3 separate regions of the Homo sapiens genome follow, and regions 2 and 3 are each linked to region 1. A link is a contact called in ENCODE Hi-C or POLR2A ChIA-PET data. All regions are on one chromosome and are shown on one strand. The core of a region is the stretch at or near the end of the contact, and the rest is flanking DNA. Distances in the headings are between cores, read along the strand shown.

Region 1 (3,328 bases), core at 512-3,011:
GTCACACATAATCAGATACAACTATCAAAAATCAAGTACACATTTAAGAAATATACCGTTATGTATCAGCATATATTTTTAAAACCATAACCTCAGGCATTTTTGCATAACCATGGTCCATTTTTTTCTGCAGGGCTGTTTAAATTTTAAAGAAGGATATAGAAAATTCTTCACTTACAGAAATAATTTAATGAAATAAGGCCAATTGCACTATTTTGTAGATTTAAAAGCCAACATTTGTGGCTCCCCTGAATAGCAAGTAAATGACATCATAACAAAGAGCTACTCCATACAATCTTCCACTTCTAAAGTTTATTCATCCAAACTATTTAAAGGGGGAAGAACTAAGTAGACATAAAAACTTATAAAGGGGCACACTAAAACCATGAAATACAGTGAATTAGCCTCTCCTTAAAATAATACGTAAAGCCAAAACTCATCAAAAACAATGTGCTGAAGTTTTTGGCATTTTGGAAGATCAACATGCTATGCCACCAGCTTTTTCACTGAAGGTGTGTTTTTATGAGGATGCAAAGTTAGAAGACATAGGTACAAAAGGAAGAAGCAGCTGGTTTAGATTAACTGTGTTTGTGAGAAACACAGATCAATTTTTAACGTTCCATCTGCTATAATAATCTCTGATATAATGAACAGTCTCCCAGGTAATTTAAAAAACATTCAGAAGTTTGCTTAACAGGTTTTGGCCTTTTTCTTTTGAGACTCTGCCCCCTACAGGAGATCAGGAAATAAAGTATTCTTACCTAGAAAACCAGAGTTCAGCCTGGCACAGGCGGTGGCTTACGCCTGTAATCCCAGCACTTTGGGAGGCTGAGGCAAGCGGATCACCTGAGGTCGGGAGTTTGAGACCAGCCTGACCAACATGGAGAAACCCTCATCTCTACTAAAAGTACAAAATTAGCCAGGCGTGGTGGCGCATGCCTGTAATCCCAGCTACTCAGGAGGCTGAGGCAGGAGAATCACTTGAACCCAGGAGGCGGAGGTTGCAGTGAGCCGAGATCATGCCATTGCACTCCAACCTGGGCAACGAGAGCGAAACTCCATCTCAAAAAAAAAGAAAAAAAAGAAAGAAAACCAGAGTTCAAGTGCTGGTATGAAAAACAACCTGGTAAACCACAAGTATCACAAAGCAACTGAATGCAGCACTTTCTGAGGGAAGAAAGGGCATATAAATGGAACAGCTTTTCTTTCTTTTCTTTTTTTTTGGAATGTGCCACACTATACAAAATAAGACTGACTTCTCCCTGTCCCAAATTAGAAACCTGTCTCTCTCTGCCCCGTTCGTTAAAACTCCGAACCAAAGCACAAAGTTAAAAGTCAAGCAGTGCAAATAAATTTTAGACTGCCTTCCTCCCCTGATTCCGTACTACTACCCTTACCCAACCTATCCTCCACAAGCCAAATTTCGTGAGCACAAAATTTAGACAGCAAAGGGAAGCATCCTATCATATGGAACCTAACTAAGGCAGCTGCCAGAAATTTCTATTCCTGCCCATTATATTATAATAATACGTTTCCTGTTCTTTTCTACTCAGCTTCCTTCTCCTTCTTTTGCTCACTTTTCTTTTTTTCCTGATTTCATTTCTCCAGCTGCCGGATGCGAATGAGCTTGCTGAATGGCACCTTCTTACCTACATTTCTCCTTCCTCTTGAGTGTCAGGAATGCTACGAATGCAGTGCAGAGCATGGGCAGTGCACACTCCATCAGAAGGCACACTTCTGAGAGGGAGGTGAATTAGGCAATACCTCTTGTGAAATACCTGAGGCTTTTCTTCCCTCTTTTACTAGAAAGTTTCTTGATTCAGCTACTCCAATCTCCACATCTTGAGAACTAAGCTGAGCTGTTCTTCCTTACTCCAATAACACAACAGATTTGCTGACCACGTCTGTAATCTAAAGCCACGGAAGTGTACCATAATTCCAGGATGTCCAGAGTAAGCACTTAGTAAATTATTATTGAATGTCTGAACTTAAAAATATATGTACTAGTATAAGACACTGAAATGTCAGTAATTTCTATTTTTTTAAAAAACTGCTAAAACTAGTATCTCATCATTTCAAAACCATTTTCCAAAAGTATCTGGGTGACTTAACACAGGTCTTTCATACCTACAGATACATATATATAAACTAGTAGAGCTTCTTTTTTTTTTTTTTGAGATGGAGTCTCACTCTGTCAACCAGGCTGGAGTGCAGTGGTGCAATCTCAGCTCACTGAAACCTCCGCCTCCCAGGTTCAAGCGATTCTCCTGCTCAGCCTCCCGAGTAGCTGGGATTACAGGCGCCCACCACCACACCCGGCTAATTTTGTATTTTTAGTAGAGACGGGGTTTCACCATATTGGCCAGGCTGGTCTCGAACTCCTGACCTTGTGATCCGCCCGCCTCGGCCTCCCAAAGTGCTGGGATTACAGGTGTGAGCCACCGCGCCCAGTCTAGTAGAGCTTCTTAACTGGCTCAGTGTTTCTGGTCTCTCTGATCCCACTCTGCAAGTTTCTGGTCCACAATCACTGAGGCCCTTGAGTCAAAGCAAGGATGATTCACTCAGTCCTCACTCTGGGTAATTTATTTTCCATAGAAAAGACTAGCATCATAACTAACCTAAGTTCAAAACGTGGGTTTTCAATGGCCACCTTTATTTGGCTTTTTTCAATGCAGGAGCAAGGACAAAATTTTAAATGTGGTTTTGGCTGGTGGTGAGCTTCTTGATGATTTTTAAACAACATGTTAAACCTAATAGACTTGAATTAAAACCTTCCAAATCAGATTTCCATTTAAAGCCATTCTCATGGTAAATTTAATGTCACAAACTGTGGGGTTTAATGGAAGGAAAATAATTTTATTTAGTTTATAACAGATATCTAGATCGGGTTCAGTGAGGTTTTAAAAGCTTTTTTTTTTTTTTTTTTTTTTTTTTGAGATGGAGTGTCGCTCTGTCGCCCAGGCTGGAGTACAGTGGTGCAGTCTCAATCTTGGCTCACTGCAACCTCTGCCTCCTGGGTTCAAGTGATTCTCCTGCCTCAGCCTCCTGAGTAGCTGGGATTACAAGCACCCACCACCAAGCCTGACGAATTTTTGCACTTTTAGTAGAGATGGGGTTTCACTATGTTGGCCAGGCTGGTCTTGAACTCCTGACCTCAAGTAATCCACCTGCCTTGGCCTCCCGAAGTGCTGGGATTTCAGGTGTGAGCCACTGCACCTGGCACAATTTTTTTTTTTTTTTTTGGTAATTTTACTGTTTCAGGAAAGGTGGAAAGAATGGGGAGTAGAGGAAAGATGAAGTAACAAGCTTTTACAAAATAAGATTGTTG
Region 2 (3,328 bases), core at 591-3,090, 180 kb before region 1:
AAGTAGCTGGGTCTACAGGCATGTGCCACCGTGCCCGGCTAATTTTGTATTTTTAGTACAGATGGGGTTTCTCCATGTTGGTCAGGGTGGTCTTGAACTCCTGACCTGAGGTGATCCATCTGCCTCGCCCTCCCGAAGTGCTGGGATTACAGGCATGAGCCACCATGCCTGGCCTCCCTCTTCCTTCTTGACATCTAAGGTGACACTGTCTAATCCCCATTGCCTATTTTTCCATTTCTTTTTCTTTTTTTTGAGACAGAGTCTTGCTCTGTTGCCTAGGCTGGAGTGCAGTGGCACAATCGTGGCTCACTGCAACCTCCGCTTCCTGAGTTCAAGCAATTCTCTTGCCTCAGCCTCCCGAGCAGCTGGGACTACAGGCGCCTGCCATCGTGCCCAGCTAATTTTTGTATTTTTAGTAGAGATGGGGTTTCACCATGTTGGCCAGGCTGGTCTCAAACTCCTGACCTCGGGTGATCCACCCACCTCAACCTCCCAAAGTGCTGGGATTACAAGCATGAGCCACCGTGCCTGGCCTTTTTTTCCCATTTCAACTGTGCAAAATCCTGTCATCTTTCATGGGCCTGAGCCCTCTTGAGGTACATGGAGACAGTGCTGATCTCTCATAGGCTAGATCAGTGGTTTCCCAAGAATGAGGACTGTTTTTAAAAGTCTAAACACCCCAAAGATGGCCCTTTATGACACTTTTTATATCTACTGAATGGGAAAATACAGAAAAGAAAAGCATATTAATTAAATGCAATGCTTCTAAATGGATTTGCATTTTATTAACTATAAGAATATCTACATGCGGCCGGGTGTGGTGGCTCACGCCTGTAATCCCAGCACTTTGGGAGGCCAAGGCGAGTGGATCATCTGAGGTCAGGAGTTCGAGACCAGCCTTGCCTACATGCTGAAACCCTGTCTCTACTAAAAATACAAAAAATTAGCCCGGCATGGTGGCACATGCCTGTAATCCCAGCTACTTGGGAGGCTGAGGCAGGAGAATCACTTGAACCCAGGAGGTGGAGGTTGCAGTGAGCTGAGATCGTGCCATTGCACTCCAGGCTGGGCGACAGAGCAAGACTCTCTCTCGAGGAAACAACAAAAAAAGAATATCTACACGCATTAAAATATTACTAAAATAATAGTAATAGCAGTTACTATTTATTGTGTACTTGTTATGTGCCAGGTATTTTGCTAAGTGCTCTCCATGCATTTGCCTATAATTTGGCCCATAACTCCTCAGGGTGGATACCATTTTATCCTCATTATACATTATGAGGAAACTGAGGCACAGAGAACATTAGTAACTTGCCCAAGCTCCCACTGATGGGCAGTGGGGGCCTAGAATTCAGAGTCTGACAGGCACAAAGGATGTAGTGCCACTTGATCCTGCCTCTTTTATTTACTTGCTCTGCAGACAAGATTTGGCTTGTCTCCAAAGCCAAATGAGTTCTCCAGTCCCTGGCTTAAACTCCCAGGAATGAGACTGCCAGGAGGGAGTCACAGGCTATTTGGGGAAGATGGGTGCCGAGCGCTCAGCCTCAACCTGTTGGCTGGCCTGGGACCCCACTAACTCCGGCCCCGTTCTTGGGACATATTTCAGTCCTCTGAGCTCAGGGGGCTTGAGTAGCTCTGCCCAGGCAGGGCTTGTCCAAGTGTCCCCAGATGCTGGAGGGGTTAACAGTTGAGAAGCTGTTTGCAGACCATTAGAAACAATAATCACCTTACCTGTAACCTGATCTACCTCAAAAGAAGGGTCTTGATTTTAGCAAACAGTGTAAGTGGCCTCTGTGTAAAGTGGAGGGGTGGAGCCGGCTGCCTGACTGCTTAGCTCTTGTTTCTCAAGCCAGGCCCAAGGGTCAATTCCTGGGCCTACAGGGTGAGCTCACACCCTTTTCTGGCTGCTTTCTCCCCTTGGAATTCTGAAAACGGCTGCCCTGTGTGCAGTGAGTTGCTACAAGCCCCACATGGCTGCTCTCCTGGCCCAGCCAGGGGGAGCAAGTAACTTTCTGTTTGAGGTCCTCTTGACCAAGAACAGTCACGAACTCTTTCCTGTGCACTCAAGGGCACACTCTTCTTTAATCCTCGCCTCTAAGCATGATTGCTTGCTGTGCTTTCCAATTCACAGGTGAGAAAGAACAGACTTAGAGACAGCAGTGTGAGGAAGCCAGAGCTGGTTGTTAAACTTCAAGAATTTAGTGGCCGGGCATGGTGGCTGAAGCCTGTAATCCCAGCACTTTGGGGGGCCGAGGCGGGCAGATCACGAGGTCGGGAGATCGAGACCATCCTGGCTAACACGGTGACACCCTGTCTCTACTAAAAATACAAAAAATTAGCTGGGCATGGTGGCGGGAGCCTGTAGTCCCAGCCTCAGCTACTCGGGAGGCTGAGGCAGGAGAATGGCGTGAACCCGGGAGGCGGAGCTTGCAGTGAGCCAAGATCGTGCCACTGCACTCCAGCCTTGATGACACAGCGAGACTCCGTCTCAAAAAAAAAAAAAAAAAAAAGAATTTAGTAAGCGAATGGTTAAACATAGCCATTGGTAAGCCTGAGGTGGGAGGACTGATTGAGCCCAGAAGTTTGAAATCAGCCCGGGGAACACAATGAGACCTCGTTTCAAAAAATAAATAAATAGGCTGGGCGCGGTGGCTCACACCTGTAATCCCAGCACTTTGGGAGGCCGAGGTGGGTGGATCACTTGAGGTCGGGAGTTCGAGACTAGCCTGACCAACATAGTGAAACCGCGTCTCCACTAGAAATACAAAAATTAGCCGGATGTGGTGGCACATGCCTGTAATCCCAGCTACTCGGGAGGCTGAGGAAGGAGAATCTCTTGAACCCAGGAGGCGGAGGTTGCAGTGAGCTGAGATAGCGCCATTGCACTCCAGCCTGGGCAACAGAGTGAGAGTGCCTAAAAAAAAAAATAAATAAAAAGTTTATTACATAAACTTATAATTAAGTAAATTATGTTTAGAACAAAGGTAATAAATACACAGAACTCATCACTTACTAATTATTTGACTGTGTTTGTATCTGTGCTTTGGAGGTTACGTCTGTTGTATCTGTATGGTAGAAGTTCTGTGGAATATAGTGTGCTAGTCTACTGCTTTTCCCAACTCTCCATTTAGCGACATCATGCTGGTAACTTGAAACTGGTCATGGTGGTGTCAGAAGCGTTTGAACCAGAGCGACTCCATCTTGGACAGGGACTGGGTAAAATAAGGCTGAGACCTACTGGGCTGCATTCCCAGGAGGTGAAGACATTCTAAGTCACAGTGTGAGATAGGAGGTCAGCACAAGATACAGGCCATAAAGACCTTGCTGA
Region 3 (3,328 bases), core at 582-3,081, 150 kb before region 1:
CCCTGACAAACATGGAGAAACCCCATCTCTACTAAAAATACAAAATTAGCCGGGTGTGGTGGCATATGCCTGTAATCCCAGCTACTCGGGAGGCTGAGGCAGGAGGATCGCTTGAGCCTGGGAGGCGGAGGTTGAGGTGAGCTGGAGATCGTGCCCTTGCATTCCAGCCTGGACAGCAAGAGTAAAACTCCGTCTCAAAAAAAAAAAAAAAAAAAAAAAAAAAATTAGCCAGGCGTGGTGGCTCATGCCTGTAATCCCAGCTACTCAGGAGGCCGAGGCAGGAGAATCGTCTGAACCTGGGAGGTGGAGGTTGCAGTGAGCCAAGATCGTGTCATTGCACTCCAGCCTGGGAGACAGAGCTTAAAAAAAAAAAAAAAAGAAAAGAAACAAAAAAAACCTCCCCAAAACCTTAGTTCTTCTATGGAAGCAAGATGAATCTGGACATAGCCCAAGATTTCCTGAATTTCCTAAGCCTTTCTGGGCAAGAAGCACCTAGTGATTTTCTATTTTGTTTAATTAAAGTAATTAATTTTTTTGAGATGGAGTTTCGTTCTTGTTGCCCAGGCTGGAGTTCAGTGGCACGATCTCACCTCACTGCAACCTCTGCCTCCCGAGTTCAAGTGATTCTTCTGCCTCAGCCTCCTGAGTAGCTGGGATTACAGGCACACACCACCAAGCCCGGCTAATTTTTGTATTTTTGGTAGAGACAGGGTGTCACCATGTTGGCCAGGCTGGTCTTCAACTCCTGACCTCAGGTGATCCACCTGCCTTGGCCTCCCAAAGTGCTAGGATTACAGGCATGAGCCACCTCGCCTGGTGTGATTTTCTGTTTTAAAAACCACCATCCAGAGTGTGAGGTTCACATTCATTGGATTGGCCTCAACTGGGAGCGGACTCTCACATGCATTTGAGGACCAATCACAGGATAACTGGGAGGAATGAAAAAATGAATGGGAGCATACAGAGCTCTCCTTTTAGGCCAGCTTAGTTGCCTGCAGCTGCGACCTGGACACTTCTATTCACTAATGCTCTCTGGCAATGAGATATACTGATAAATACATGCTAATCACACCCTGGAAGAAAATAAAAGGGGTGTAAAGGTAAGGCTTTATGCAAACAATTGCAGTCCATGAGCAGCAAGTTCCAAAGTGCTGTGACTTTTAGGAAGAAGAGAAGCAACAGCTGTTAACTGCAGGGCAGCTACCGCGGTTCTTCCTTCCAATTCCTCTTGGCACTGTTCCCACTGTGGACCATCAATACAGCAAACAAATGTTTATTTCAAGGCAACTTGCTTCGTTTAAGCTAGTGGTTCTTCACCTCCAGAATGCATCGGGTCACCCAGGGAGCTTTTAAAAAATACAAATACTCAAGCCCCATCCGGAGAGATTCTGAGTCAATTGTCTGTGATGAGGCCCGGAGATTTTGCTTTTATTTCTGTGTTTCGAATGCAGGAACCATGGATTTAAACCATCATGTTGAGCCGTCATCAAAGAACAGGACATGGGAAACAATTAAGGGAGATTCAATCATCCTCATCTCCTGAGGATAAGAGATGAACAAAATAGTGTCTCTTTCCACGGTTCTGACACATTTTTGCCTATCTTCTCTTTGATGTCAGAACTTCCTGGAGTTATCCAGCCTTGCCAGTTTCCTACAACTGGGGGAAAGCTAACCTGTCCTGTGTGATTCATCTGATTATGAATCCAGGCTCTGACTACATCGTATGTCTAGTTTGGTTCAGTGAAACATTAACCCGTTTCTCTTTATCGTGGATTGTGGCAGGTTTCGTGTGACGACGAAGTCCAGTTATTTCTTGGACAGAGTGGGTGTGAGCCCAGGCCGATTTCCTGAGGGTGGAGTGGGAGGGGCCAGGCATAAACTTGTTTAGGTGTGTCTTAGGGTGTAAGGCTCAGGGTTCATCTTGGTAAATGTTTTACCAGAAGAACCTTTTCTAGTCTCTTTTCCATGTCTTCCTTTGGGAAAGTGAGTTTAAATCGAGCCTTCTAAAGGTTCCAAGTGGATAGTTGTTGTACCCCTGGCCTTTTGAGTGGGTGAGGGTCAGCCCAGGCATGAGGCCCTGCAGATATTTCTGATCATTTCTCAACTCCCAGAGAGCTGCCGTTTTGAGGAGGAAGTTTTTCTTTACTCTCCACTCTTTGCTCCTTCTTTGCTCCCAAAATATGGTCCCTGAAGGAAGGACCAACACTTTTGCCTAGCTGGCCACCTGGCACTTGGCCATCTAATTTGGAGAGTGCAGGAATGGTGAAATGGAATCAGGGCCAGAAGGCTTGGGGAAAAGCTTTGGTGGGAGAACATCCATGCATGAGCTTTGGCAGCTTTGTCTTGGAACTGAAAGCAATCATGCTTAGATTCAGCAAATAAGGCCCATGACACTACACCTGCATCTTTTTAAAAGTTACACTACATTTTTCATGAGCATGGAAAGGGCTGATGAGAATATTGTAGGTTGATGAATTGTTTTAAAAGTCTATCTGTAAGATACTTGAGATAATTTAAAAGTGGTTCTTTTTTTTTTTTTTTTTTTTTTTTGAGACAGAGTCGTGCTCTGTCGCCCAGGCTGGAGTGCAGTGGCACGATCTCAGCTCACTGCAGCCTCCGCCTCCAAGGTTCAAGCAATTCTCCCTGCCTCAGCCTCCCCTGAGTAGCTGGGATTACAGGTGCCCACCATCATGCCTGGCTAATTTGTGTATTTTTAGTAGAGAGGGGGTTTTGCCATGTTGGCCAGGCTGGTCTCGAACTCTCGACTTTAGGTGATCTGCCTGCCTTGGGCTCCGCACCTGGCTGTGGCTCATTTTCAATAAAGCTCAAATCTTGACTTTGAATTAATATATAGGGCTCACCTTGGGCTTTCACCACCCCCTCAAGAGCAGTATTTTAATCAAGTTGTTATGAGAAAGGAAAGTATTTTCTGCATTGTTTATTGAGAGAGAGAGAGAGAGAACTTTATACATTAGGAACTGGTGCACTTAAATTATGTGACAGATGACCTTAAAAACTAGAGGTATTGTCAACAATACAACTTCAATTTTATATTATTACAGTTACTGATATTTTTAAAATAATGTAAACAAAAATATAGATAAGTTATGCCAAAACAAAAGGTAAAATCCAAAAAACAGAAAGAACACATATATAAGTTAGCACATTAGCTACTACAAATAACTTAACACAAAGTGATATAACAGCCCAGACCCAAAATTTTAGTCATTTCTGTACTGTGTGAGCAGATATAAGAAAAAATGGCATAGACCTGACCCAGGAGCTACAGAACAAGTTTTGCAGAAGTTTTTTACATCACCACGTTCAA

Evidence for each region. A loop is a pair of places that touch in the nucleus more often than their neighbours do. ChIA-PET counts read pairs that join two places held with the same protein, here RNA polymerase II (POLR2A). Pooled maps may share reads with other maps.
Region 2: a loop to region 1 is called in a pooled map, with 2.4 times the contacts of the local background. The contact joins two enhancer-like sites. A Hi-C loop is called at or near these places in 1 of 168 maps with a recorded cell type or tissue (Caco-2) and 1 of 50 pooled maps. POLR2A ChIA-PET finds 5 or more read pairs at or near these places in 2 of 52 experiments (AG04449 and WTC11).
Region 3: a map of HepG2 shows a loop between it and region 1 (6-fold over the local background). The contact joins two enhancer-like sites. A Hi-C loop is called at or near these places in 4 of 168 maps with a recorded cell type or tissue (Caco-2, Calu3, HepG2 and 1 more), 5 of 37 single-sample maps with no recorded cell type and 11 of 50 pooled maps. POLR2A ChIA-PET finds 5 or more read pairs at or near these places in 2 of 52 experiments (HepG2 and activated T-cell).

The regions. Positions count from the first base shown.
Region 1 is chr2:207,972,675-207,976,002 of GRCh38, forward strand. All of the region lies in intron 3 of PLEKHM3 (pleckstrin homology domain containing M3), which reads right to left. Among named protein-coding and RNA genes, the nearest start is that of PLEKHM3, 51 kb to the right of the region's middle. Within about 2 kb of position 1,762, at least 2 of the 41 ENCODE cell types and tissues checked have a DNase peak (open chromatin) inside an H3K27ac peak, as active enhancers do.
Region 2 is chr2:207,795,256-207,798,583 of GRCh38, forward strand. No RefSeq gene overlaps it. Among named protein-coding and RNA genes, the nearest start is that of FZD5, 27 kb to the left of the region's middle. RefSeq lists enhancers at 493-1,478, 1,479-2,463. Within about 2 kb of position 1,841, at least 8 of the 41 ENCODE cell types and tissues checked have a DNase peak (open chromatin) inside an H3K27ac peak, as active enhancers do.
Region 3 is chr2:207,818,365-207,821,692 of GRCh38, forward strand. PLEKHM3 (pleckstrin homology domain containing M3) reads right to left here. Exons shown (of 8, transcript NM_001080475.3): 8 at 2,924-3,328. Among named protein-coding and RNA genes, the nearest start is that of FZD5, 50 kb to the left of the region's middle. Within about 2 kb of position 1,832, at least 5 of the 41 ENCODE cell types and tissues checked have a DNase peak (open chromatin) inside an H3K27ac peak, as active enhancers do.